Linked DNA regions of Homo sapiens: regions 1, 2, 3, 5 and 6 are each linked to region 4. Evidence: chromatin loops called from intact Hi-C (ENCODE). Cell type or tissue: IMR-90. All regions are shown on one strand.

Evidence for each region. Peaks named below come from ENCODE experiments on the same cell type or tissue, not always from the same donor. Only the 100,000 strongest peaks of a DNase experiment are listed, where the experiment ranks them.
Region 1: it touches region 4 in a loop (2.4-fold over the local background); 2 of 110 quality-filtered maps call a loop at or near these places.
Region 2: it touches region 4 in a loop (5-fold over the local background); 4 of 110 quality-filtered maps call a loop at or near these places.
Region 3: a loop joins it to region 4, with 2.3 times the contacts of the local background. A loop is called at or near these places in 3 of 110 quality-filtered maps.
Region 5: a loop joins it to region 4, with 3 times the contacts of the local background. A loop is called at or near these places in 5 of 110 quality-filtered maps.
Region 6: it touches region 4 in a loop (2.4-fold over the local background); 4 of 110 quality-filtered maps call a loop at or near these places.

Annotation. Positions count from the first base shown.
Region 1 is chr12:24,285,357-24,290,356 of GRCh38, forward strand. It overlaps a transcript of SOX5 not described here. Among named protein-coding and RNA genes, the nearest start is that of SOX5-AS1, 65 kb to the left of the region's middle. In IMR-90, no CTCF peak of the experiment used is centred here; no DNase peak of the experiment used is centred here.
Region 2 is chr12:24,376,171-24,381,170 of GRCh38, forward strand. It overlaps a transcript of SOX5 not described here. Among named protein-coding and RNA genes, the nearest start is that of SOX5-AS1, 160 kb to the left of the region's middle. In IMR-90, no CTCF peak of the experiment used is centred here; a DNase peak (open chromatin) is centred at 2,541; H3K27ac peaks cover 885 bases.
Region 3 is chr12:24,224,410-24,229,409 of GRCh38, forward strand. It overlaps SOX5-AS1 (SOX5 antisense RNA 1), which reads left to right. Exons shown (of 5, transcript NR_120472.1): 2 at 2,752-2,978; 3 at 3,302-3,409. It also overlaps a transcript of SOX5 not described here. Among named protein-coding and RNA genes, the nearest start is that of SOX5-AS1, 3.6 kb to the left of the region's middle. RefSeq lists an enhancer at 2,586-2,880. In IMR-90, no CTCF peak of the experiment used is centred here; a DNase peak (open chromatin) is centred at 2,742.
Region 4 is chr12:24,558,953-24,563,952 of GRCh38, forward strand. It overlaps a transcript of SOX5 not described here. Among named protein-coding and RNA genes, the nearest start is that of LINC00477, 23 kb to the right of the region's middle. In IMR-90, no CTCF peak of the experiment used is centred here; DNase peaks (open chromatin) are centred at 2,739, 3,279 and 3,579; H3K4me3 peaks cover 3,250 bases; H3K27ac peaks cover 3,665 bases.
Region 5 is chr12:24,726,651-24,731,650 of GRCh38, forward strand. All of the region lies in intron 1 of LOC124902897, which reads left to right. Among named protein-coding and RNA genes, the nearest start is that of BCAT1-AS1, 91 kb to the right of the region's middle. In IMR-90, a CTCF peak has its summit at 1,927 (motif pointing left); no DNase peak of the experiment used is centred here.
Region 6 is chr12:24,357,190-24,362,189 of GRCh38, forward strand. It overlaps a transcript of SOX5 not described here. Among named protein-coding and RNA genes, the nearest start is that of SOX5-AS1, 140 kb to the left of the region's middle. In IMR-90, a CTCF peak has its summit at 3,042; no DNase peak of the experiment used is centred here; H3K27ac peaks cover 630 bases.

The sequences.
Region 1 (5,000 bases), 270 kb before region 4:
AATGCCTTAAGTATGATTCCCCACATATAATATTCATGTTTTCATGTACAATCTATTTTACATGACAATAAACAATCTATTCTTATTCTATACCTTTTGTTGATTGCTTATCGATATTCTTTACAAACTTGCTTTGTCTTAATCTATGGGCCAGTGAAAGAAGAGCAGCGCTATACTGGTTCTGGAAATTCTACATCAGTGCCTAACATCATGGAAATCTGCCTAGTCTATTTTAAGGAGGTAGCTCAGTCTGGCATGAAAATACATTTTTCCAGTGGTAGGTGGCAGCGACTAGTTAACCAAGTTTATGTCTTAGACAAGACATGTTTAACATGTAGTCATTTGTTTATTTATAACAAAACATGACCTTCCAGTGTTAGGAATAAACACACACACATCATAAAAATGACTGATGTTCAATGGCTCTTACAAAATTACATTTTGAAAAATTATGGGATGATGAATCAAACATATAGATTACATTTCTGTGAAACAGACATGTGCTTAATAATTAACGGAAAAAGATAAAAATAATATTTATAATTTTGTCTTACCCAAAACACTTGAATAATTATGTAATCATATAGCTACATGAAGACATCCTCATCAAATTTGAACTAGAATCTGTGAGGAAATTTTAAAATATGAAAACATCTAAAACAGAAATGATGGACTTAATCCACAAGCTGAAACTTTAACCTGCTTTAATATAAAGTTTTACTATATAAATAAAAAATACAGAAGAAAACATTTGCTTTAAGGATAATTCACAAGACCTTGCAATGTTTGACAATCACAATGCAAGCAAAAAATGAGACGTGACAGTAAAAAAAGAGAAAAAAGGGAATACAGTTAATAATTGTAGTGTCCAATCAAATGTAGGTAAAACTAACACCAATGGTAAGACAATATTTCAAACACGAGTTCCAGACTAGTTTCAATCCTGTATATATGGAACTCGACAGTCAGAAAAGATCAACCCAGAGCATAGTGTGCATGACAATTGTGCTAAATCGGGTACTATTAGGAGGAGAAGATACATTCAGTTTGAAAAAGATCAAATTCAAGAGCTTGGGAGGGCCAGTCATAAAGTACAATCAGATATTTGAAGGGTTGTCATTTGGAAGAGTAAGACTAGATATATTGTCTCATGCTCCAGATGAAAGAACAAGAGTTTTTTAAATATATAAATTTTTTTAGAGACAAGGTCTCACTCTGTCATCCAGGCTGGAGTGCAATGATACCATCATAGCTCATTGCAACCTCAAACTCCTGGGCTCAGGTGATCTTCCTGCCTCAGCCTCCCAAAGTGCCGGGATTACAGGTGAGAGCCACTGCATCTGGCAGGATTATGGGGACACAGATCTCAGTACATTATGAAAAATAACTTTTTAAAATAAGCTATCCAGCAATGGCATAAACTAAAGGAAGCCAAATGACTTAGGGTGTATGAAGGGCTGTGGATACAGAAAGAACGGGTCACTCTGGCTTTGTTACTTATCCAAGTGATCTTGGACACAATTAACCCATTTATGCCTCATGTTTTCTCATTGGTAAATTTATTCCAGCATACACCATACCAAGGAAAGGTAAAAGATCAAACAGAGACTGACTACAGAACCATCTGTCAGAGGTCTGGGAATAGAATTTTTGAACTAAACTAGATATTGGGTCATGTAGCTTTAAGACCCATCCTAAACTGAGACTAAATTATTCTAGTCCCCGAAGTTCAGGTGGATATGTTCACTTCAGGCAGGAATGGTTGGTTCTAAATATTTAAAAGCGGGAAAAGACTGTTGCAATTCTGCAGTTTTAAAAAAGTCATAGCATCAGATAGAGAAAAGATATTCATATTTGACCCAAAAGAAAGCTAAATAAAACTTACAAGGTATTTTTAGTTAATAAAACACATGTAACATCAGAAAATAAGTCAGATATGATTATTTAAAGCAGCAATATTCATTTTTGAAAAATTTACAGTATTAACTTTTTCTCGTCTTTAAAATCTCTACTCAATTTACAGATAACTTCTTGGATACAGAGGAAACATGAACAAAGTACTTGTGCTTTTTGAACACTAAGTGCTGCTTCCTTGCCGCTGTCAGCCAAGCCCTTCCACCACTCCTTCAACCGTGCCTTCTGTCATGGCTACTCAGCCCATGGCAACCCAGAAGAACACAGAAGCGCGAGCTCAGCAGGGCTAAAGGGCATCTTAAAAACAGTGATTCTCAAATCCTTTTTTTTTTTTTTTTTTTTTTTTTGCAGTGCCCCAGGGTTCTTCTAGTTATTTTCAAGGAATGCTCTAAAATTTTCAAAAAAATTCTTAAAATCATTTTTTCTTGTCCTAAAAATTATAGATCTCTTTGGGCTTTTCAAGTCATTTTTACTTAAGCGATCTGATTTGAGCTTCAGCAATTCTTTATGGTAGGTATGACAGGGCTGATCCCTCTCTTACAAAGAAAAAACTCAGAAAAATTCTTACGAGACCCCAAATCACAGAACAACAATGCAGCAGGAAACAGGCAAGAACCCAAGTCCAGTCCTCTGTACTGCCCTCCGTACTCTATAACAGATCACACCCAGGAGTAAGAACTGGCAAAAAGGAAATTTTGGAATCCCTCAAACTATGGAAGCGTTAATTTCTTTCCAGGGCCATGAATGTTTATCAGGATTATGCAACACTCTCTATGTGCCTTCTTATTCATTGACAGAATATTGTTTTTACTTTTAAAGTGGGATTAGCACAGTGCTTCACAACTGAGGGTGATTATGTCCCTGGGGGACATTTGGGAGTGTCTGGAAATATTTTTATTGTGATGACTTGGAGGATGCTACTGGCATCTAGTGGGTAGGGGCCAGGGATGCTTCTAAACATCCTACAGTGCCCAGGACAGCTCCCACAACAAAGAATTATCTGATCCAGAATGGAAGTGGTGCTAAGGTTGAGAAACCCTGGATTAGCAGTATTTTCATTTAAGCCATCTGTTTTTGTCTCTTACTTTTGTTACATAAACATAATAATGCTTTCAGAGTATAACATTTTCTGGGTGCTAATGACTGGTTTGGCCTAAGACTATCAGCTCTTAGACAGTCACTAATTCCACAAAATGCCCTATGCCTTAATCTTTGCTGTTTGACAATGCATTGAACAGTGGTTCAAGTGACAGAGGTCACCGTTACTGAGATAAATTGTTCATAAAATAATTTGTCATGGTATTTATAACAGTTTGCTTATAAGAGTGTTAAAAATAAAGCGATGCAAATGGAGAAAGTCAGAATTACACATTTCAATAATATGAATTGGGAATGGAAATTCAGTTGTGAATAAAGGAGTAACCTTTGACTTTTCTGTGTATAGCACACATTGAAAACCTTGCAACAATGCATGTCCAACCTTTAAAAAAAAAAACGTGGTGAGGAAGGAGTGTGCGGCCCCTCCCCACCACCTGCACACCAATCTTTAAAAGTGAATTTGGTTCTCTTTTTACTTGCGAAGTTTTTCAATAGACATTATAATAATTAATAATCTATTCTCAGAGAACCTTTTATTCTTTGCCACAGTTCATTCTCTGTCTCATGATGGGAGGTATCTTTCTTGCTTAGTCCTTAGATACGTAACCACCTAAATAATGACTTTGAACTTAGAAACTTAAACTTTTTCTTTCACATGTCCCTTTAAGAATCTGAAGAGGGAGGCCAAGGTTGCTTGAGCTCAAGAATTAGAGACTAGCCTGGGCAACATGGTGAAACCTCCTCTCTACCAAAAATACAAAAAGTAGCCAGTCATGGCGGCTTGCATCTGTGGTCCCAGGTATTGGAGACTCTGAGGCAGGAGGATCACTTGAGCCCAGGAGGAGGAGGCTGCAGTGAGCCGTGATCGCATCACTGTACTCCAGCCTGGGTGACACGGTGAGAACCTGTCTCAAAAAAAAAACAAAAACAAAAAAGAATCTGATGAAAGTTACAAACCTAATCCATAAAAATACAAATTTCCATATTGACAGACCATTCTTTCTGAATCTCTTGCGTTTCTGTACTTGTTATGAGTAAAGGCACTGAAGGCCTTTCTTCAGGACGGTCTTAAGGACATTTGTATCTTTTTTTTTTTTTTTTTTGAGACGGAGTCTCGCTCTGTCGCCCAGGCTGGAGTGCAGTGGCGGGATCTCGGCTCACTGCAAGCTCCGCCTCCCGGGTTCACGCCATTCTCCTGCCTCAGCCTCCCAAGTAGCTGGGACTACAGGCGCCCGCCACTACGCCCGGCTAATTTTTTTGTATTTTTTAGTAGAGACGGGGTTTCACCGTTTTAGCCGGGATGGTCTCGATCTCCTGACCTCGTGATCCGCCCGCCTCGGCCTCCCAAAGTGCTGGGATTACAGGCGTGAGCCACCGCGCCCGGCCGGACATTTGTATCTTGAAAGCCTTAGAAGATAGAGCTATTATCTTCCTGTAGAGCAAAAGGCAGGTTTGTTTACCATCCAGTATCACAAGGATAATGTCTCACTTAGGGCCAAAGGTCAGACATGCTTACTGTGCATTATAAAAGCCTGGGGTTCCCTAAGCTCAAGTTTTCTGCACCTGAAGTGTAAACATCACCAGACTCTCTTTCAATCACCATGTGGGAATCAGGGCTCAGAAAACCGGTACAAACGCTAATACCTTGTCTACTACTCTCCTTGTGAGTACTAAACTTTCCTTTGTCTGCGATCCAAAAGTCTAGTGTCTTCTGCCAGCATTCATAGAACTATGCAGGCTGCTGTATTAGCTTAAAAATAGGGTAAAAATCTCAGACCCTTCACAGTTCTTAACAATGCACCCAGAAAACATAAGCATACTGTTTTTAACAGATGGCCATTTTATCCTCATATCCAAATCCAGAAGGCTAAAAGTATTTATTTTGATATCTTAGTCAGTAAACAGAGGGGAATGACCATAGACTCTAATATCTGAAAAGTACCTTAAAAATCATACAATGTTAGGTTGATTCCACAAAAATATATTTG
Region 2 (5,000 bases), 180 kb before region 4:
TTAAAATGTGCGTCATTGCTCCTTTTACAAATTCCAAGAACTTTTGCATTTTTTATCTAACACAGAGGTACTTGTGGAGGTAGCAGTGTTGCATTGGAACCCGCAGCTGGAACCCATGGGCCTTATTCTCTGGGTTTACCAGTTAGCTGAGGGTTCTTGGATGAGCCACTTGATCTTTCAGGGTATTACGTTAATCACATGAAAGAGCTGGTTGACACAACCTCTAAAGTTCCATCCTGCCCTAATATTTCTATCTTAAGTAGATGATAACTTCTGATGGCATCTTAACCTTGCAAATTCATGAATATAGGCACCAAAAAGCTAAACAATTTGCCAATCATGGTAGGAGAACTGGTAGCATGAAAAGACAGAGATGGTAAATGAGACTCAGATGGTCAATAATAATCATAAAAGCAAACATTTAGATATTTTATAGTAGCTCCTATGAGTAGGCAATGTGCTAAGCATTGTCATGTGTTACCTGGCTTAATTTTCAGAATGATGCTATGGGAGAGATACCTTTTTTTTTTTTTTTTTTTTTTTTTTTTTTTTTTTTTTTACAGAGTCTCACTGTCACCCAGGCTGGAGTATAGTGGTGCAATTAAGACTCACTGCAGCCTTGATCTCCTAGGCTCAGGTGATCCTCCCACCTCAGCCTCCTGAGTAGGGATTACAGGTGTGTGCCCCATGCCCAGCTAATTTTTTGAATTTTTTTTTTTTTGTAGAGATGGGGTTTTACCATGTTGCCCAGGCTGGTTTTGAACTCCTGGCCTCAAGCGATCCTCCCACCTCAGTCTCCCAAAGTGTTGGGATTACAGGCATAATCTCGACATGGCCCCACTGGGCCAGCCATCCTCTGCCCTAAACGTCTATCTTTGATGCATTTCTCCTCTTACAGATGTAGATTTGTCATGTTCCGCATCATTCATCTGACTGAAAACCAATATGCCAACTACAGCCCATACTGTGTACTACAGCAAAAGCACACTGCTCTTATCCATTGGAATATGGCTCCACAATCAAAAGTTTAATTTTTGCTCCTTTCCAACATACACTGACAGGGAAAGGTACTTTTATTATATTCATTTTATAGATGAGAAAACTGGCACAGAGAGATTAAGAAATGTGCTCAAGTTCACACAGCTAGAAAGTCTTCAGCTAGCTCTGCTCCCCCATTCATTGCATCCAAAACAATTCAATTAAAACATAATGAAAAGTGCATGACAAACAAAATTCTAGAATCACTGTACATTACAAATATTTAACATAACCATTTCTGAAACTAAAACTAACTAAGAATGCAGAAAAATGTTACTGAAAATTTACTTTCATGAGGTATCAGTGTATAGACGCAAAGTTGAAATTGGAAGACATAATCATGTGTTCATTTTATTCTAAAGATAAGAAAAATGAGTTGACTTAGGGTAGTGGCAGGACTGTGCCTGGAACCCAAGTACCCTCTTTTCCAGCCTCGTGCTCCTTCCACTGTTTTCCTAATACATATTTTTGGAAAGACAACAGGAATTCCTGTTCTCATTCACTAGCTGTATAATCTCTTGCCTCAGTTTCCACATCTGTAAAGTCTGAGAAACAATAATACCTACTGCATGTGGTTGTTGGGATCCTCACATCAAACACTTAGAACCATCCCTGGTACCCAGTAAGCCCCTAATGAGTGCTGGTCTTCATTATTACCACAATAGCAATAGAACATTTGGAAAATCAGAAGGTCAAAAGGTCAAGAGCCACTCAACAGCTTGGCAAGGAGAGCATAAAAGGCATGTAAATCGCATATGAGGTATTCCAGACTTTTCATGTAAAAACTCCATTCCTTACTCGCCTAAGCACACCATGGAAACAACAGAGGTAAATAAATTGTTGTGGGGACTAGAGATGCAGAAATCCTAAAAGAAGTAATTTTACTGGCAAAGTTTTAGGTAGAATTCCTAGCTTCCAGCCTTAGCTTCATCATTGATAGTTGAGCTGTGGAAAGTCAAATTTCGTCTTTGTGTCTCAGTTTCCTTCTTAGAGCTTCCCTATCCAGGGATACTTTTCAAAGTTTCTCAAATTTCATTAATAACCGGGGTCTAAAAGGAGATTCCATATATTAATTTTAAAAATTCTAACCAAATGAACAATGTACAATCTTGATTCCCAAAACTTTTCTTCATTCTATTTTGCATCCGATTTCCTGCCATTATTAACTCGGTTCTGATTATAGAAAAACATACATAATTTGCAATTCAAACAGTCTTTAATCTTAAAAGGGTTTCCATTGTGGAAGAGAGAACAAGTTCCCCTAGCTCTGTCCTTGGCATAGCCCATCACTTGCTCAAGGGATCTTAACTCATAAAGGAGGAGCACTGTATAGCTTTAAAATGACTTCATTCCCATATTTACATATTTTTAATAGGGCTATGATGAATCTCCTTCCGCTTGACTCCTATTTTGAGCTGTGATATTTTAATCTCCATTCTTGCTGCAACTTAGCAGATGAATGTGCAGTGTGACAGAGCTCAGAGGAAATAGTATAAATAAAGCAAAGTGGAGCTATGACATCTCACATTTTATAGCTTTTTTATTGTAGCCGAAGCATAAACAGAGCACAGCTGTGTTATACTTACCGCTGTGAGCACTCCCTCAATCCGCACCCCCTGTTGCTTTTAAAAAGACAGTGCTCTTATTCAAAAAGCTTTGGCTGTGGGTAACATGGCCCCACCGGGCCAGCCATCCTCTGCCCCAAACCTCTACCTTTGACGCATTTCTCCCCTTACAGATGTAGATTTGTCATGTTCCGCATCATTCATCTGACTGAAAACCAATATGCCAACTGCAGCCCATACTGTCCTACAGCAAAAGCACACAGCTCTTACCCATTGGAACACGGCTCCACAATCAAAAGTTTAAATTTTGCTCCTTTCCAACATACACTGCACCCAAATAATTTATGCACCCTCTCTTACTAGGAGACAGGAAATTAGCTGAAAGTATTCAAAACAGTGCACTCTCTTAATGAGAGCCCCCTTTTAAAATGAAGAAGTTGTATTTCTCACTTTCAAGTTAACTCTTAGTCATGTTTGAGTGAAAGTTGGAAATGCCAAAAAGGCCAAATAGAGTGAAAGTTAAAAGAGTGGTGTTGAGATGAACAAAATAATTCTACGTGCTAATGCAATCATCAGGTTTTAGAATGTTTCAGGCTGGTTACGTATTTCAATCATTCTGAAGAAGACAGTATGACGGATAGCATGCACCCTCTATCCCCTAGCAATTGAGATTATATAATATGGCTGATTTGTCCAGAACAGGCACCTGATCTAATCCAAGCCAATCAGAGTCTTTCCTTAAGATATCTGATTTAAGGAGAATGGATAAAGCAGTGAGCTATAAAATTCCAGTGCTGTCATCAATGGTGACATTTCCTCCCATATGGAGAAATCTCTATTGCAGCAAGAAAGAGTGAAGCCGACATTCAAAGTGACACAGAGACAAGAGAAAGGGATCAAGCCCTGACAAAGTGTGACTCCCGGGTTCCAACTGTTCCTGAGGCCCAACTACATTCCTGTCCTTTCCCCTCCTTGGTTATTTGCCTTCCTTGTATTCCTTTACCCAACAAATTCCAGGCTTATTTCTTAAACTTCCTCAAATCGGATTTTTACCACTTTAAAAAAAAAAAAGAGTCCTAATTATTACACCTTCCAGAAGATTCTTTTTTTTTTCTTCAGATGGGTTTAGATTTATTCTTCCTTTTTCAAATACCACCACACTATTTATGGGAGGGAGGGAAAACCCTCTGGGCTTGTAGAGGAATGTGTAATGAAAATTCAAAAGACACATGCATCCAAGTGAAAAGAATATAGGGGCATAGTAGCCTATACACCAGTGAAGTGAAATGAAAGACAGGAAGATTGATTTGCATCATCATTAACATGGAGGGAGAAAAGCACAAGAACACAATAACTGCAAGAACCACCTCCATTGACACACGTAATTGTTTCGAAACAACAGACTCAACTGGGCTAACATAGGGGCAAAGTTGGTATCCCAAGCTTCTCAGCTATCTATCCGCCCAAAGTTGCTCTTCTGCCAAGCTCATTGTTTACCAAGCTGCCAGCCCAGCCCAGGGATCTGATTAGCAATTTGCACTTTTGTGAGAGGATTAACAGAATTCCTTTGTTTTGATGTCGGATTATCAAACTGCATCTTTAAAGAGGTGTGACCTCATCCAGATTCATAAGCCTGCTCCCTTGAGAATGACTTGAATTTTACTCCACTTGCGCAACATATAATTTCATAAAGGAGTTACTGTCAAAACATGGTACTCAATTCTTGATGTGTGTGAAGAAGCACATTTGTAATGTAAATAACCTCAGAAGTTTTGTGATATTTTAAAATAACCCATCTGGTGGGAAAACAAGGATTTTCAACCCATTTGGTTCCAGCACTAGTAAATTAGTGTGCCTCTAACTCATAGAACCCAGAGATAAACTCCATCGCTGGGCTGAGCCTCATGTTGCTTTTATTTTAAAGGGCATGTATTTTAATTGTCCCAGAGTTCTTGATATATTTTTTTTAAAGGAGGGCACAATGCATAAGTGAGTAAACTGAGGAAAACCAAAGAATTTGGCTGCAAAGTGACAATGATATCAAATCATCTACAGCATAGTTCATATGAAAAAGGAAAATCAAATCAGAGTTTTGTATTTCTAACTGTATTCTGCAACAGTCAGCTAATCAGAAAAAGAAGTCCCTAAAATCTCCATCCAAATTTGAAACAAATAAAATTTCCAAGGGGGGCATCTATAGGGCAAGATGCAACAAATTAAGTGCAGACTTTGCACTACTGTAATCCTTACTTGAGGGGCACTCCTGAATAGAATGAAAAAGAACAGTGTGGCCTACGGAGGGCATGCATTACTAGTGTGAAGACCTTATCTTTGGAAGTACGTAAAAGCACAGCCTGGCCATGACAAATGCCCAAAACGCCAGACACGGCTGCAGAT
Region 3 (5,000 bases), 330 kb before region 4:
GAAAGCCAATCACATTATTCCTTATTTTTGCTTAATATTGAAATATATTTTTTAAAAGTTCAAATGATAGAATTTACTCTAGCAAATGAAATGTAAATAAGATAGCAAATGATTAAGAATATTCTGAGGATGTATGTGTGTGTGTGTGGGTGTGTGTGTGTATGCAGGCACTATGTGTGTCTCTCTGTGCCAGAATTACAGTTGGTGAATTTCACTTCATCAGCCAACATTATCAGGAGGGTTGCATATTTATTCTATATATCCACATTTTTAAAAAATTTCAGATCTTGCCTTCTTTGGCTGGGAGTATTTATATCTCATAGCTTTTGATACAGGGAACTGATGTTTCTACTTCATTATTTTTTTCACTATGTCACTGCATGAGCACTGATAAGTGCAATGGTATGACTTATTTAATATTGTGATCATTGATTTATCTCATAACTAAAACCTTACCCACACAGAGGCTACATAGGCTGAATAAATTCCTTCCATTCTCTTTAGAAACACACAGGGTGCTCACTCTCTCTTTACACAGCATTCTCCCATCTTCTAGTTTTCTATTTAGTGTGTTGAATTCTCAGACTGCCGCCCCTGGGTGAAATTTTGCTTATTTAATTATATGGCCATTGGATAAAAGAAATTACTTAAGTGCTAGACACACAGTAGGTATCCATACATTTTGGTTATATCGAACACAAATTCTACCCAGATCAAAAGTATAAACCTCATTGTGACACGAACATACCCTCCGCTTTCTTTCCTTCGCTCAGGTGGAAAGGAATGTCAGGACCAAAATTTGAGAACATGAATCTCTAGTTATACCTAACCCATCACCAAAATCAGCTTGCCTACCAGTAATTTTCTTTAAAAGCTCAGTGCTTAAAGGAGGTCCAATACAAGCCAGTTTTTCAATGATACACATAGTCACATCTTTGTTTCACAAAAGCACTGTAACAACCCAAAAAATAAAGTCATTTAGGGAAGAAAATTGGAAAAAGCTTTGAAACTTTAAAACTTTTGGGCATCAGGAAAAGCCATTAGTTGAGTAAATTAACAATTATCAGAGGTTTTTTTTTTTTTTCCCCACTTAGAGTTACATTTCATTTTCTTAAAATAATTTCAACAATGGCTAATTTCTTGTCTCCAAAATAGTTAACACCAAAAGCACATGCTACACACTCAGGAGAGTTGGTTACACATTAGTAGAAAACTGTACTTCATTGTCATTGTTGATGTTGTAAATAAAAATTAAAGCAGAAAGACAATATGGTTCATTAGGAAGCAAGTAATATTTCCTATGATGGTGTTATATTTTTAATGATTGTAATGACTTACAAACTGGCAAATAATTTGCATAGATACTATATCCCCTCTTCCCAGAATATATAAGAAATCACATCACTGACTCAAATTATAATTGTAAAAGTAGAAAAAATGATTAATAGTTCCATTTATTCTCGTCTCTCGCCAAAAGGGATGGTAGGAGAAAAGGAGAAGGAATTCCTGTTAGTTGTAGGAATCAAAGAAACGTAAAGTTTAAGTATTAAATATAGTGGGATAGTACCAGTAATATGTACAAGTCAGTAGGAATCAATCTCTTAAGTGCTTCCCCCTTCACTTCTCTTTGTTCTTTAGGAGAGTATTGGCCTGAAGTACCATTAACAATGATTACCATTGGGCTTTCCATCCAAGTTAATATCTAACATCTCAGATATGTTCTCATCTTCGATCAAAATTTACTTTTAAAACATATATAATATTCTCATGGTTCAAAAAAAAACTATGTAAGATAACTCTGGACTCACTTCCATCCCCATCCCTTTTATTCATTCACACCCACACAATATACATTATTATTTTCTTGATTAAGGCTTATACTTCCTGTATTATTGCAGGAACAAGCAAATGTATGTATTTATTCTTATGTGCCCTTCTTTCTTATGCAAAAGACAGCATTCCATATATACTTTTGAAGTTTTCTTTAAAATTTCCACCTAAGAATCTTTCTTGGAAATGTCTTCCATATTACTGCATAGAGATCTTCCTCATTATTTTATTTATTTATTTATTTATTTTGAGATAGAATCTCACTCTATCCCCCAGGCTGGAGTGCAACGGCACGATCTCGGCTTACTGCAACCTCTTTCTCCTGGGTTCAAGCAATTCTCCTGCCTCAACCTCTGGAGTAACTGGGATTACACGCACCCGCCACCACGCCCAGCTAATTTTTGTATTTTTAGTAGAGTTGGGGTTTCATCACATTGGCCAGGCTGGTCTTCAACTCCTGACCTCAGGTGATCCACCCGCCTTGGCCTCTCAAAGGGCTAGGATTACAGGCGTGAGCCACCACGCCCGGCCTGTACAAATACTTCTGTAGCAAGAAACAACTCTAAACTTTCTTTAAATTTAGAACTTATATTAGGGGTTTCAAAACAGTGATTGAATGAATGAATGAATGAATGAATGAATGAATAAATCTACTGGATCCAACAGCAGTCTGACACAAGAGCTTGGGGATAGTTCTCAGCAAATATAAGCCTGATTTAGAGTTCTGAAGGCAGGCAGGTGTATTTAGCAAGAGCTTTTTCCTACTCTTCGGAAAATGAGACAGCCTGGAGATGAGGTAAAGACCACCTTTCCTGCAGTTCCTACGTAATGGACGTAATGGACAGGGTGCATCCTGGTTTGTGGCTTGAGGCTGCTGTTTGTCCAAGTAACACATTCATTCTGTTGTTGTAACCCTTACAGGAATGATGACTAATGCTTTGAGGAAACAGCAGACGTCAGACAGCAAGCCCAGAAAAACCTGCCAGCACCAAGAGGGTGTCCTCAACAGGCGCCTGGGGGACATATTATTCTAACTAAAGAGACCAGAGCTTCCCCAGGAAGGGAAGAGGAGAGAAATGAAGAACGTCTGTGTTCATGTTTGCCAAAAACAAAAGTCTGAGAAATCTCTGAGAGACTCTACATGGGAGGTGAAATTTACCTTTTCTAAGACCATTGTTGATTTTCCTTTTACCCTTGAAGTGGACTGAAATATCACTAATGGTGAGAGGAAAGCTCAGAGGTTCTATTAAAGAATGTGAAATAGGTTAATGCTTCTGCACCAAGATTTGATTGACTGTTAATACCAGGTTTTAAAATTCACTTGTATCATTTATAATACAAATACCTGATTCACCTGCATTCTTTTGGTGGGGGGCGGTGAGGGAACCTGGGGTGTGAATGGCCTCCTAAGCAGCAAAATCATTGCTAATATCAGCATTTTGCTGTCTCATCATCTAATTATCACATACAGGGCACTAATCGAAGCACCTCATTTAAAGTGAGAAAAGCTTTGCTAAGGGCAGATGATTCAGCACGGTATCCTTCGATGAGTACTGTCATCTCAAATCCTTTTTAAGAAGTAGGTATTGTGTAACTAATAAGTAAAATGAAAGCATAGAGTTTACTAATAAGTTACATGTTCCATTTTTTAAAGTCTCTGTAGTCACGATCATCCATTTTCCCCAAAACTGCCCTGTCACATAATAATATGCATACATACAAAACTTATTTCATGTTTAAAAGGCATCCCAGAGAGATGAGATGTGGATGGGTGTGAAGAGTGGATCTGGGGAACCGAATGGGTGCAGATGTCTCCACTGACAAAGAGAAAGGCATATGGCTTCCTTCCTCCCTGGTGTGCCCGGGTCTCAGAGAGAGCTCTAGATTTCCCTGTGATAAGCTTCTGCTTTCGAGCTCCACTGGGAAGATATTTTGTATGCCACAGAAAACCAAGATGTTTGCATTCCCACCAATCCAGGGATAAAGCATTTTCCTCATACAGACACAAAACATACAGTATATGAATGTTTAATGGAGGCTAAAACTGGGAGAGGAACAGAAAACAAGAACAGAGCAGGTTAAAAAAATATCTGGTTTCTCTCTATCAAAATACTAATTAAAATTCATGTTCATGGGGATGATTATACATATGTTTTTGAACTAAAAGTCTAACCTGGCACTATTTTTTGGCCTTATTTTTGTGACAACATTTTTGTCCATATGGCATGAAGTGAATCATTTTACATCTTTTTTTAAGCTCTATGTGTTTTTCTTGTTGTCTATTCCCTCTTCTCCCACCACACACACACTGGCAGCCGCTACCAAGTTACCAAATGCCAACTCAACCCTGCAAGCTGGCTGCATGGAGCTATATAGTACTGGCATCTTCCTTTCTTTGCAGAAATATTCTGTGTGTGTGTGCGTGTGTGTGCGTGTGTGTGTCTGTCTCTCTCACACATGCATGCATGCACACACCCCACATACATACCATTGAAGCACCCTGAATATTTCTCCTTCATTTCCATGCTAATCTTTCAACTCCTCGGGATTCTGCCCAGCTTCCAGTGTGTGTGCGGCACTGGCTGCTGGCCTGCTGCAGAAGGCCACACCAGCTTATTTGGTGCCTCTCACCCCTGGCCTTCCTTCTCCATGGCATTCTGACAATTAGTGGTTCACTTAAGAACTGCTATAAATTAATGGTTAATCGAGCCCATATAATTAGTTTATTCACAACAAAGTGCAAGACCCATGATTGTCCAGTGGTTCTCCCCCAACCCCAATTTCTCGTTTTAAAACTTACAACAATCCATATCCCCACTTTGGCAGACAGGAGAACGCCCCTTATCTGTAGTGCAGCCACACCACCTGACCGCTTGGGTTGTGGATGGCACACGTTTTGTACACGTGCTGCCTCCACCAGCATCAGGCACCGCCGAGTTTGTGTGGAAGGGCAGCAACTCCACCTAACAAATGTAACTTTAACAACAGTAAAACAACCTAATAGCTTAGCATGCCAGGGGGCTAATGTGGCGGGCCATTTACTGCTGCACTAAATAGCCCCGGTTTGATTCTCATTGCCAAGTGTCGAACTGAGAATTGCAAGGCAGGAGTAGCTCCTAATTCATTAGATAAAGGGGGTCATTGCTCATAGGGCTGGGGAAACTGTAGAA
Region 4 (5,000 bases):
TGTGTGGTGTTTTTTAAGATAAACCAAAATGCCTTTCTGAAATAAGTTTCAGATCCCAAATCATTAACATATGAAAACCAAATGCAGACAATTTACAAATGGGTGTTTTAAAACAATGTTTGGAACAAAATTGGACTTTTATTTCATTAACTATCTACAAATCTAAGTTCAGGATATAGTTTATTTGAAACAGCCAAGCACTTTCTTCGCCTTTAAAATAAATCTTCATTTCTCAGACTAAAAATTTTTGACCAGTGCATGAGGGAATGCATTTGACTTCAGGCCTAGACAAATAAGTTTCCAGGTTACTCTCAAAACTCCAATTATAGCATTCTCTACCACTGAAGTTGATTGGATATTGGGTGAATCATCCAGGTTATGCCAATCAATTATATCCAACAATTATACCTGCTGGAAATCTAAACAGTATTCAACATTAGAACTCTCCGTTATTTGAAATCCAGTGTATTTTAGGAGATTAGGAAACATAAATTTTGTCCTGTAAGTTTTACTTTTTTATATAATCTGAACATACCCTCAAATCAATGATTACTTATCACTCAGAAAAAGAACAGAGCTTTTCAAGAAGGTAGTACATACTGTAAGCATTAGATCATATTTTAAACTTGCTTTGTAAGTAAAAAAAAAAAAATTCTTTAAGCATTTAAATTCATTCCTTTAACTGGAAAAGGTAAATTTAGAAATTTAAATTCTCCTTATCACTCATAACTCACCCCCACTGAGGACAACCAAAAAGATGACAACATACCTGAGTATAAACTTCACTCTTTTGCTATTTACTATTTATATACTCCACAGATAGCATCTTTCCAAGTGTATATTCATTTTTTTTCTTTTACCAAACCACGTGTCAGTCTAAACAGGATGTGCACTTACATGTATAGAACTAACTTAATTTGAATTAGCCATTGGACCTCAAATGCCTAGTTATTTACCAAACAGGTTTTGGAGTTTTGAATTCTATATACAACATGCCATTCAACCAGAACTGTTTAAGCTCAACAACAAAACTAATACAAGCTTTCCGTATTAAGAATTGAAGTTTTTCCTGTATTAAGAGTTTACACTTGCAAGTCTGTGTCAGATTGGATCAATACTACCCACTCAAAAAGGCTACAAAATGAATTTTTTTAAACCCACAGCAAGAAAAAACTGTTGATTCTTCAGGAACAAGGTTGTTAGAAGAGAGATCACTGGAAAGAAAAGGGGGAAAAAAGAAAGAATTTCAAGCAAGTATGCTACTATGTAATTAACACAAATAACTAAATAATTATGCACATCCCTTCCCACCCCCACAATTAAATGTTTTTAAACAACTCATGTGATGAAAGATCTACCTTTTAGGCAAACAAAAGCAATCCCTAGCAGTTTAAGGATTTAAGGCTGTATTGCATCAGTTTTAAGTGATGCTTATGATTTTTATCTTGTATAGTTCTGAGGAATAAACAGTTGATGGCATAATTTGCAGGAGAACTTTGCACAGTGCCTAAAAGAACTTCCACTGTAAGTACTTATGATTTTAAATCATTGTGGCTGAATTTATCTAGGCTTCTGCCTGGGAGCTATATTTAAATCAGGAAGAAGCACCCCTAGAAACTTTGTTCCATGTATCTGCATTTGAAACCAGATTCCTTCCCTATCTGAGCTAACAGCAATTCTCATACAGCTGAATTCCTTTAAAATTAGACAGATCAAAATTTAGCAGTTCTGTAAAGGCTCTAAGAAATCGTCCTCCTTTTAAATGCTATAAAAGTCAAACTTGAAAAACATTTCCGTATACTTTAAAGCCATCTGGCCCTTAACCTAATCACTCTTGGCCATCGAGCCTCACTCCCGTAATCCTGATCAAAAATTTTCCTCTGGTTTTTCTGATGGAAATGTCCATTGCCTACAAATCTCACATGTGCCTACTTCATTGGCCTGTTTGTGTCTGTGTGTGTGTTTTCAGGGTACTAGGGGCCATTATTTATGAAAAGCAAGGAAACAAATCACTGTCCAGTCCCTTTGCAGATTCCCACACTTACTGCCCCAAATCCCACAGATTTCCCTTGGTCCTGCCCTTGGCTAAAGAACTCTGCTGAGCCAGAAGGCAGTCCCTGGGGACACCTCCTTATGCCTTCCTTGACAAAGTCCTTTGGCTATCTGGGTATGTGAGGATCTCAAGTGGGTTCCAGCAAATCCCTAAACTTTTGTAAGAAAGTACAGTTGACTGCCACCCAGAGTGCCTGGACTGCCTGGCACCGAGTGTAGGGCTCTGCATATTCACAGGATTCCTCGTCTTGACCTGCTTTAGCTGAGAAGGGAACACATTAAAATGAATTCACATTCATCATCACATTCTGAATTTAGTCACAGAAACCAGCGTCTTCAGATATTCACCAGGGTCAATCTATTTATTAATATAGTCGCTTTGCAAAGTGTAGGGAAAATGACTAATAAAATATGTAAACAGTGCTTCGTGTGCATCCGATCAATACTCAACAAACTGCTGCTCTCCAACGCAAACATTTCCAAATCCAATTTGATTTCAACTCGTATAACCTCTTTTCATTGCTTCTTATTGCTGTAGCCCCAAAGTGCAAGCGAGATTTCCCAAACCCGCGCTTAAAGTGACACAACACGTGAGTGGTCTTCACTTGGTACACTGAGTGAGGTGGGGGGAAAAAGTAGTTGCAATTAGAATTAAAGCTTCCGGTCTCTGAAATCCCTAGAATCCTGAAGGATGAGACTTGTTTCAGAAATTCCGGGCGGGAGGGAGGGGGAGTGGTAGGGAGAAGGATTGCAGAAAGCGAAACAAAAAGACGAAAGAGTCGGGAGGTGGGGGTGACTAAGGTTAGGGGGTGGGCCAGGGGTCGCTCTGATATCCTAGAAGGGTTAAGGGGCTTTGTCCAACTTTTAGGGTCTGGCCTTGGACATTGGCCGCGATGCCCAGCACAGCCCAGGGTTCTCCCCGCACTCTCCTCTCGCATCAACCACCTCCACCGCCACCACTTACAAAACAATACCAGCAACAGTACGCAGGCTTCCCAACAAAAATAGAAAGTTATCCCGTCTCCGGGTCGGGGTCCAAGCCGGCGCTCCAGGGTCCCCCGGCCAGCCGCCCCCGGGGATGACAGGGCCACTCCGCGCCTCGGGCCGCCTCCCACCTCTCCGCCACCCCCAGCCCAGTCCCCCTCCCTCTGTACTTGAGGAAACTCCGGCGGCGGCCCCCTCCCTCCTCCGCGGCTCTCCAGCTGGAGCCGGGAAGGAGTGCTGAGTGGCGGGCCCGGCGAGCGGCAGAGGGGAGCTCTGCGCCTTGGAGGTCTGCCCACAACAACATCGGGACGAACAACAAAGTTAAAACGCAGCGATTCACGCACCTTACCCGGTCTCGTTAATGCCTCCTCCGGCGTGGGATGCAAAGTGGCACAGAGGCGGGCTGGGGGCCCCCGGGAGGAGACTGGAGATGGGTTTTGGTGGCTCGCCTTTTTCACTCTGTGTGTGTGTGTCTGTGTGTGTGCGTGTGTGCCGGTGTGTGTGTGTGTGCGCGCGCGTGTCCCTCTCTCTCCCCCCGTCTCTCGCTCGCCCGCTCGCTCGCGCTCCCCGTGTTGCTCTCAAGGACGAGGTGAAATCCCTTTGCTGGTCATGAGGCGGCTTCAGAGACAAACAACACAATGCGAGTGCAAATAACAAAAGGCAAAAAGACAGTAGGAACAATGGGGGAGGCGAGGGCAGCGCACCAGCCGGCGGTCACCGCGGCCCGGCGCCCGCCCCGGGGGGTGCGGCGGGGGCGGGGGGGGGGCGCGGGGGCGGTGCCGGGGGCTCCCGCTCCCTCCAGGTCGCCCCCGAGCTCCCGCAAGCCCACCCTGACCTCCTTCTTGCAGCTCGCCGCCCGGCCGCCCTCTCTATCCATCCGAAGGGAAGGAGCCCCAGAGTTTTCTTCCCCGTCTGCTGCAGAGTAACTAGATTGTAAATAACGCGGCGATTACCCACACCGTGCAGGAATTTTTTTTTTATCTGCCCTCCACTTAAAGGAGCGATAAAAATGAAATGGCAGGAGTGGAAGGAGCCAGGGAGAGCGGGATATCTCTAGATCTCGATGGAGCTCGCATCTATAAATACGCATTCATGTTTAGTCAAGTCCCTTTGTCAACTTCTTCCCGGCGCCTGAGCCTCAGCCGCTGCTCTGCGCCCAGGACCTGGCCCCTCCCGGCCCCCTAGTCCAGTGGTCAGGCGGTCGGGCCGGCAGGGAGGGCGCGCGCGGGGGGCTGCGGGGTCCGTGGAACCTTTCCGGGAGGCGAGCCGCGGGCTGCTGGGCGCGGAGGCTGGAGCCGCGAGAGGTTCGGCTGCTGAAGCGGCCACTGCCTCCCAGAGCCAGGCTCCGCGCCGCGCGTCCCCGCCGCCGCCGGCACTGTGCACCCACCTACTCCTCGGAGATTGGGGTAGGGGAAAAAAGTTTTGAGGCGCTCTCATCTCTGCCTCCGGGGTGGTTGAACTGGTTTGGTTTTGTGTTAAGCGAAGCCAAAAAAAAAAAAAAAATCACCACACACACACACACACACACACACACACACACACACAGACACACACACACACCCCAACCCAATGCCCAAGAACCAGGGAATGAAATTTAGTGATATTTAGGGAGAAATAAGGCTGGGCGCTGGGCTCCGACTCTTTCTGCCGCGACACTTGAGTGGGCGCGTGGAGCCGAGAGAGACCCTCAGAGTCCCATCCCCATCAGAAGAAACTCCGTCGGTGATGCCCTGAGCAGAAGCTGTGGGGCTGATTTAAGTGTGTGCTCTGACAGCTCCCGGGCTGCTCCGGCGCTTATCTCTTCTAATCTTACTTTCATTGACTTAAAACAGCTGCCGGTTTGCCAGGGGAAAAAAATCCTATTAAATCTCAAACCAGGGTGGGGCGGGGGCGGGGGTTCCTGACAGTGATCTTCCCAGAGCTAGTGTCCAGAAAAGAGCAGGGGGAAGGGAGAGCATTCACGG
Region 5 (5,000 bases), 170 kb after region 4:
TTTTACTATCTGTCTGTTTATGCATCCTGAAGTCAAAATTTTGTAATCCCAATGAGAAGGAATATAAATTTTTTTTGGAGAGGAAAACAGATTCGAGTAAGTTAATATTATCCTGCACATATATTGTCTGTTCATTGTATTTTATGATTTACCTAAATTTTTTTCCCTCAAAATTAATCTGGTGAAATCACTGCTTTTCCCCCCAAGTGGATATAAAATAGGGTTGTGCATACAGGACTATTATATGTTCGTCCTATTTACAGCCTCATTTTTCTTCTTACTTCCCACACAACCACATCTTTGGCTTTCATGCCTCTATGGCTTTGCTCAACCAGGAGCACCTTTGTCCACTGGGTGTGGGGTAGATTTCTCTTCCTCAGCTAAATCCTCTTTCACTTTCCTCAAGGAGCCCCTCAGTCTCCTTTGCTCCCATCTCATTTTATGTAGGACTCTGGGGTAGCACACATTAAATGAGTGCTGTGGTCTGAATGTTTGTACCCACCTCATAACTCATATGCCAAAATTCCAACCCCTAAAGTGATGGTATTCAGAGATGGGGCCCTTGGGAGGTGATTAGGCCGTGAGGGCAGAGCCTTCGTAAGTGAAATTAGTGCCTTATAAAAGAGACCCCAGAGAGACTCTCATCCCTTCCACCATGTGAGGACACAGTGAGAAGGTACAGTCTGTGACCCAGAAAGGGGGCCCTCACCAGAGAGAGACTCTACCTTGATCTTGGACTTCCCAGCCTCTACAACTATGAGAAATCCATTTCTGTTGTTTATAAGCCACCCATTTGATGGCATTTTGTTTTAGCAACCCCAACAGAGTACGCGACAGTGACCCAGTCCCACTGGGAGCCTTTGTACTTAGTGTCTCTGCTGCCTAGAGTGTTCTTCCCTCCAGACAACCACACAGTTCACTTCTGTACCTTCTTCAGGTCGTTTTGCAGAGAGAGACAGAGACCTTATCTCATGACCCAAAATAAAAATATAGCCAACCTAATCCTCTCCTGGCCCAAGAGGCTTCTCTCCTCTCTCTGCTTTATGTTTTCTCCTTAGCATGTATCGTTATTGAACATACTATAGAGTTCACTCATTTTATGTGTTTATTTTATTTATCTAGATTATTGTCTGTCTACTCTAGTGTAAGATTTTTGGCCATTTTATTTATTATTTACCTTCTTATAACACCTGAAACACAGTAAACTCAATAAATATTTGTTGAATGAATGAATGAATGGGTGAGTGATGATTCTGCTCTTGCAATTACATGCTTATTCCCTTATCCATGTTCTACTCATCCTTATGTTTTCTTCAGCCCTTGGCACAGTGCTGGGTACAGAGAGAGGGTCCACAAATGTTTACTGAGTAAAGGACTGAAGTGAATTCACCGTGCCTTTTTTATAATTGAGATAGGATGGAGATTTCACCCTAATTTATGACATATTTTTATAATACCGTAAAATAACAGTACTTCCTGAGCAAAAGAGGCAGAGCTTTTTCACCAGCAAGTGGAAAGATATAAAGTATCCATAAATTGTTCTGGTAAAAAATGAGTATTTTAATACCTTTTTTTCAGTAAGACAACTCATGAAATTCCACAGCAAATATTTATTGAGTATCTAGTGTTTATTAGGCAGTTTATAATCACTAGGCTTCATACACAGTCAAATAATTTAAAGTCAGCTCCAAAGTGGACTGAAACAATAGAAGATGTAGAAGAGTTTTACTTTAATATTTCTTTAAAAAATATATTTCTGTCTAGAAATTCCAGTACTGTCCATTGGCTGCAAGTGAAGAAAAATAAAACCATAAAGTGAAATTCAAAACTTTAATAAAAGAGCAGAATCTAAAATATAGTAGCAGATAAAGCAGAAATAATAAATGAAACTGGATTGAACAAGAAGGCCATGCCACCTTGTGGGTACTGGGAGTATTTTACCATCCTCAATATCTCTCTACAGAAAGAGTGACCAATTACAGATTAAGAAACTGGGGAAACTTTCACTACCTTTTTCATGGTAAATAAAATACATAGTATTTACTTTTTGATGCTGTAGCCATTGGAAGCAGTTTTTTATCAAAATGCAATACATCTTAAGCCACTTTGATGAAAGAAATAGTCTGCAGGTGATGAGGTTGTAATGTTTTAAATAAAAAATAATCTTTTTAAATGAACTTGAACATCTATTTAAAGATGTGGTCATGTACTCTTTCCTTTTCATTTTTCTGAACAGAAGAGGTACATTGTTAATGAAAGAAAGTGTTTTAATAACAAAATCAACAACACATATACTCCTATGTAATGTCCTAAGGAATAATCGGAAATTTTAATGCCTGTGTAAACTTGTACCAATCCATAGTTTAAAATTTAGTTACAGATATTACGTAATGAGTAACATGATTTTTCCGAAAAATTAAAACTACTAACCATGAGGGTACAAAATGTCTCTGTTGCTTATAGATAAATCTATTATTCTTTTAAAATGAGAATTTGGAAAAAAAATTTTGCAGGTTAACAAGAATATGAAGCAACATAAGGTTTTCTAGAAGGCAAAAAATACAATTAATTGGCCGGGCACAGTGGCTCACGCCTGTAATCCCAGCACTTTGGGAGGCCGAGGCGGGCGGATCACGGGTCAGGAGATCGAGACCATCCTGGCTAACTCGGTGAAACCCCGTCTCCACTAAAAATACAAAAAATCAGTCGGGCACGGTGGCGGGTGCCTGTAGTCCCAGCTACTCGGGAGGCTGAGGCAGGACAATCACTTGAACTCAGGAGGCGGAGCTTGCAGTGAGCCGAGATCGCACCACTGCACTCCAGGCTGGGTGACAGAGTGAGACTATGTCTAAAAAAAAAAAAAAGAATACAATTAATTTTTCTTATAAGAAGACTTGTCGCTGATCTCAAATTAGAATCTTAGAATCATAAACTTTAAAACTGGAAAGTACCTTACATGGGGCAGGAGGACCAATGACTCATTCTAATGAATCCCTAGGCAGCTAAATTATTTCAACTGAGAAATTACCGGAAATCAACAAAAAAACTTCCTTATTGACAAAATACAATAAATAACAAAAACAGAGTTACTAGTATAATTGAATGCTAACTGGAAAGGGTCTTAGAGATCATTGAACCCAGGGTTTCCAAAAGATATCTGTGATACTCTATTCTTAAGAGATATTAAGGTATGTCACCAGACAAAAAAAATTTTGGAAAATACTGTACTAAAGTCAGGCATAGTGGCTCACACCTGTAATCCCAGCACTTTTGGAGGCAGAGGCAGGAAGATCGCTTGAGCTCAGGAGTTTGACACCAGCCTGAGCAACACAGCAACACAGGTGAGACCATGTCCCTACAAAAACAAGAAAAGAAAAGGGAAAAGAAAAGAAAGTTAAACCATGTGTCCAACTGCAGAACATTTCACAGATATCAATATGTCAGTGTACATTTGAACAGCATAGTATGCAGTAATTCTCAATTTATTTTATCACAAAATTACTTTTACTTTTGCAGACAACTTCACAGGTCTGAAGTACAAATTTGGGGAACTCTGAGCTAAACCAATTTCTTATTTTATAAAGAAGGGATTGACACCATGTTGGTATGTGACTTGCCCAACCCAACAAAACTGAATAATAGCAGAGGCAGGACTGGGGGTCAGTTTTCCTTAAAGTCAGGGATTTGTTCTTTGCATCATGTCATACTGCATCATTCTTTCCAAATTGTCATAATTCAAAACTACTGCTCTAAAAAGTAAATGTGTTTTTAAAAAAGTTCACTACAAATGTTTTTTCACAATTTTATGTTGTGTTTTATACAACCATTACCATCAAAGGACCAACATCCCCAACTCAGCCCCACCCCTAAAGCTGACACTTCCCAAATGACATCTTTGTGGTTTCCTCAAAGTGAGACCACCAGATAAGAATAGCAATACAAATTAGTTTGATTAACTATAGTGTTTCTGCCTCTTTGGGGTTCAAACCCAGATGTGTAGTCAAATTGGTTGGCTTCACAATGTTCATTTTGAGAAAGTGTTTTTGACTATAAATGAAGTGATTCAAATATTTAGAGAGAAATTTTCATGCTTACTCAGTGATGTGAAAAACCATGACATTTACCAAAAATAGGCACTCATATGTCTACCTCTGACTTTCATGTGGAGGAGTGGGTAGAAGGAGAAGATATGGGGTCTAGGGTTGAGTGCAATGAAGGTGTGTTGTCCTCAGGGTCACGGAATGAAGGTGTAAGTGAACTCAGTAACATATCTACAGTTCCTTAGCCATTGGGACATTGGCTTGGAAGCCCAAGGCTAGTCTGCAGATGGCTCCAGAATGTATTCTCCAGCCTCCTGGAATCCTGTTCTGGTGCAGATATGCATTAGGTTCTACTTAATAAAGCAATCTTGATTGTTTTAGGAGATGGACAGTCACATTGCTGTCTAGCAAACAAGGCATGCTGAACTTGACAAATTATTTTAAAAAGAAATGATACAGAACTCTGAGAACAAGAAACTATGACCTCAATTTAAGAGCTAGGAATACCCATTTTTCAGGATAGACTCCCATCCACTGATGCAATTTGTCCCTCTGAGGCATCTGTACTTCCTCCTCTTGTTCTCTGTATGCTCAAACGAAGGGAATTTAAGATTATGTTGGCAACACTACTGGAGCTGTTTTGTTTTTTTTTTTTTAAGCTAAATAAAAAGAAAATTTAAGACTCTCATTTGAACAACCTGGGTCCTAAAACCCTGCTGTTGAAAAATAGGTGGTGGTTTTGTTTTATTTTAAACTGTTTGCAATTGTCATCTTAATAGAATGCATTAACTAGACAATTGCTTGGCTTTCAAAGTACATTTTTCAAGCCCCTGTCAACTCAACTTTTTATAAAAAGAATGCAACAAAAAAATAGAAAAGAGAAATACTGAATATTAAATCTTTCTTCAACCCACTGTCTGATTCTCTTAAGGTCTCTGCTGATATTTTTAGGATTTTAGC
Region 6 (5,000 bases), 200 kb before region 4:
GGTTATTTATCTTCCTGTACCGCCATTAACATGAAGGAGGAGAAATTTCGAGGTGAAATATTTAAGAAATTTTTTTAAGACAAGAGAAACAAGACTTTAGGACCTCTTCCTTGCTGCATGCCTTCAACAGCATTTATTTAGTGCCTACCAGATGCAGTGCACGAGTATAGGTTCTGTGCAAAGATGGGAAGGAGAATCACGCATGTATCCTGCCTGCCTCCTCAGAATCCTGCAGTGATGAAGACGCCATCATCACAAGGAATTAGAATGCAAAGCAGGAGGTTCCAACGGAAGCACAGGGAAAATGCTACAGAAATTAAAAGGAGATAAGACTACCTACCCCACCAACCACAATTGAAACTGTACGCCTCAGCCAGGCTCGGTGGCTCACACCTGTAATCCTAGCACTTTGGGAGGCCGAGGCGGGTGGATTGCCTGAGCTCAGGAGTTCATGACCATCCTGGGCAACACGGTGAAACTCCATTTCTACTAAAACACAAAATCTTAGCTGGGCGTGGTGGCGTGGGCCTGTAATCCCAGCTACTCTGGAGGGTGACAAGAGAATTGCTTGAACCTGGGAGGCGGAGGTTGCAGTGAGGGTAGATTGTGCGACTGCACTCCAGCCTGGGTGACAGAGCGAGACTCCATCTCAAAAAAAAAAAAAAGAAAGAAGAAAAAAGAAAGCCTATTGAAATTGTATGCCTCAGTTTAGCCAAAACACCAAACAAATTTTCTATATTTTAAGACTTACATACTTTATTACAATCCCTTGTTTTGGGTTACCTACCTCCTTTGTCTGCCTATAAAATCCATGCCTTGTCTACTTTGTTCATTACCATATTTTCAAGACTGGCACAGTGTGTGGCACGTAACGGGCATCCAATAAATATTTGTTGAATGGATGAGTGAACTATTTTGTGATAATAAGAAGCAACTGAATCTGATTCTCTACAGGATGGTTTTCTGAGTTTCTTACTATCTTATTGAAAATCACCAATAAAACAGATGGGAGGTTTGTGTAAAAATGTGGGACACCTCAATAATTATAGATACTACATTTAATTAGCAAAATTGCTAAAACATAGCCAGGATCGAATGACTATTTTTATATAAAATTGAGGATTTCCTTTTACCAATAAGAAGCCTTCTTTGCAATCCAATAATCATTAGTGATTACAGTATTAATCACAAAGGTGATGCACAGGAAAATTCTCTGAAGTGTTCCTTTCTCCTCTTTGTTTTGTATCTTTCCCAAGAAATAATACTTAACTGCCAAAAAAAATTGTCCTTTCGGCGCCAATGGTCCCAGCTACTCGGGAGGCTGAGGCAGAAGAATGGTGTGAACCCAAGAGGTGGAGCTTGCAGTGAGCCAAGATCGCGCCACTGCACTCCAGCCTGGGCAACAGAGCGAGACTCCATCTCAAAAAAAAAAAAAATTGTCCTTTCACTGTCTTCCAAGAATGGTAATTTAGTTGTTGCTAATAAACATTATCAATAAAAGTGGAAGGTTACTACAGCAAGGATTACAAAGCAATAAATGGCAAGCATAGGTCATTAATCAAATCCACTTGAAGAACAGTTAAACCAGATAAAGTTAATTACCTTTACATTCAACTATTTGCTATCTAAATCATTTTGCTTCGTCAAACATTATCTAAAATAATATTTGCTACTATTTATTAAGCATTTATTTATAGACACTCTGGATAGTATTACATACATGCTTCTTCACTAAAGTCTCACGTTTACCTTAGAAAGGAGGTATATATCTATCCCCACTTCTCAGATAAAGAAAGTGAGGCATCAAAATTGTATCCTGGAAATTGAGGAATCCAAGTCCACCATGCTTTGAACCCCAGAAACATTTCTACTCCAACTATTCCATGCTTATCAGTACATAATGCAGTGACTACGTTTGCTTTGGCTTGAAATTCTCATATATTTCAAAAGGAAATTCTTCTTGGTAGTAGGGACAACTTTAAATTGAGCTTTTTCAAGTCAGTATAATGTGCAAAATACAAACTTAGTTACCTGAGTTGAAAACTATATCACATTATCCCATGAAAGAAGTCTTAAGCGATCTGATTCAAAATATCATTTTGATTATGGTGCAGAGGATTACTCATGAAGTTAAGGCTGGGTGAGGGCCTTGATGCTCCGGTCTTGCCGTTATCTGATGGATGAGTTAGGACACACACCACAGGATAATTTTGACTAATTTATCTACAGGCATCTTGCTCTTGCTTTCTCCCACTGTTCTCTCAAATGTCTTGGCAACATAATACCTTTTGAAATGTTTACAAGGGGCACTAAAGAAAATGGGCATGGAGGAAGAAGTTGTTCTTCTTGCTCCCCCTTAGCCATACTTTTGGGAAGAGATCTGAATAATTCAGACTCCAAAAACTGTACTCTTTCTATTGCAACATATTGCATTCCAATAATTTCTGCTGGTTTTAAGAAGTCAACAGAAACCCTGCTTTTGCATGCTCTCGTGCTCTTTTCTAAATTTAATTAATACATATTTTATCAAGGGATAAGGAAGAAGGCTAAGATTTTTTGTCATCAGCTTCTAAGACATCCAAATGATTCTAGACATACCCTACCTACTCTTGACCTGCAAAGACATTTGAATAGCCTTGAAAACAAAAAAGCTGTCTCTTTTCACCACACTTACATCATTCCCCAATTCTGGATTTAAAAATAGAATCTTCACTCACAACAACTAGATTTTTAGCTTATAATATGGGGAATAAAGGTCATAGGGAGAAAATGAAGAGGATTAGTGGAATTGTATAGAGAAAGAAAAGGAAGAAAAGAAAAAGGATGGCAGGGACGGAGGGAAGGGAGAAGCTGAATAAAATAAGGGAAGGAGACAGAATCTTTTTGTTATCCACAGCCTTTGGTAAAGTTACTTAGAAGTTTGCTTTAAAACAAAATTGCCTCTTTCAGTACTCAGTGATATTTTATTTCTGTGTAACTTCCTCCTCAAATAGGTTAATTACAGAGGCAATTAGTCTAGCTACACACAGGATGTCACTATTCCCTTATATAAATAGAACCAGCACACATGTTTCAGGCAGAGAAAAATATCTGTAAAGACCAAATTTCAAAATGTTATGGAATTCTGTGCAGTGAGATGCACTTTTGCCCAGTTTGGGTGAAATTTCGTGTTTTCATCATTCTTATTTGATGAATAGTCCTTATGTTTTATTATTCTCATGGAAATTCTTTATGTCAACTAGGAAAATCAGCTCAAATTATCATAAAAAGTCCAAAAAGTAGAGGGATCATGGCACTAGGTAACTGAACAGGAGTAAGGCCTTGTTAGCAAGGCAAATAGATAGGAAAAGGAGAGCTAGAACTAAAAAAGCTAATCTTATTATTAGTTTAAGCAAATATTCTGACCTATGCAGCCTCGAGGTTTTTTGTCTGAGTACTTCATTTTACATATTGAAAGTGTGGAAATTAGTAACTACTGTAGTTCTGAGATCTTAGTGGTTCATAGCGCAAGAGGCTTTTAAAGTGAGCTGTTCTAAAAACTGGATATATGTATCCCTGGGTCGCAAGATCCAGACTGAGTGATACACATGGAATTCACAGGAAAACTTGTTAAATCACTAATAATGGCATCCATTTTCGCCTGAAACCCCTAACTACTGATTATTGTTTATACATTTATCAAAACCAAAATGATAAAGTGCTCTTCAAAAGAATAAATTGCTATATCTAGTACTAAATACATATTCATAGAGGGCACTCCGTCCTTCTTGATGGTAGCTACCCAGGATGACAAAATTGAAAGACGCTGATGACACACTAAACATCTATGGTTCATTAACTCGCTTGTTTACTGTGGTTACAGTGAAAGCAAGGTCTTAGGTCAGCTCCTCGTATCGACCAGCACATTCCTTTCTCTTCTGTGGCCATAGAATATTCCATGCAGTTTTGACTGGCTCTCTCAAAAAAAAGTTTGCCATTGGTCACACCATGGCCTGAGAGAGGAAATTACATGACCATTACAACAACAAAAACAATGCAGATCCCATTTCTTGCTCAGTGATGGCCCCAGTGCATTCTTCTCATACATGAAACACTGCATGTTGCTTATAAATCAACCTAGAAAAATGTATGCTCGAGCCCTGAGATTACTCTGCCTGGGTGTGAATCCCGCCCCACCTCTTACTAGCTATTGAACCATGGCAAGTTATTCAATTTCTCTGTCTCCATTTCCTCAGCTGAAAAAGTGGGTATAATAATACTACCTGTTTCATGGGGTACTGTAGGAGGCTTAAATTATATAATACAAGCAAAGCCCAAGAACAATTCCTGGCACAAAGAAAGTCCTCAGTAAATGACAGGTACTCTAAGTATTCTGCACTGAAACAAACAGTGAACCAACAGTGATGAGGCTTTTTCAGGTTTTGTGTGTGTGTGTGTGTGTGTGCGCATGTGTGTGTGCGCATGCACGTGCGCACACGCACATGTGCATAAATATACAGGTCTTGCATTTAAATTTAAACCCCTATAAGAAAAAGTGGAATTTTAAACGATGGTTAAAATTGACAGGACAAACTGAGCCCTGTAAAGACCTCCATCAGCACTAGAATCTCCCCATAGTCTAGCCTGTCTGGTACAGCAGTCTCTCTGGGATTTCAGTTCAGGCTTACCTGAGTGTACAGCAGCAACAAGGTAGAATAGGCTTTCTTCTTCTACTCCAAGAGTCCAGAGCTACGCTGATGACACAGGGATGGGCAGAGACTGGAGTGATCTCCCTTCCAGAAGATGAACAGTGCCACTGAGAACCTAAATAACTGTTTTATAAGAGATCATTGGCTTTACTGCTTCTGTGTGACCTTTCTGTCCTATTTCCTCTAGAGGGTTTGATGGTGGGTGGGTAAGTCAACTATGCAGCTAAGTCAGCTAGGCAAATAAGTGTTTTGACTACAGTGCCTACAAATATAGAGATATGTGCATATGTATATTCTTTCCCATGCATGCAC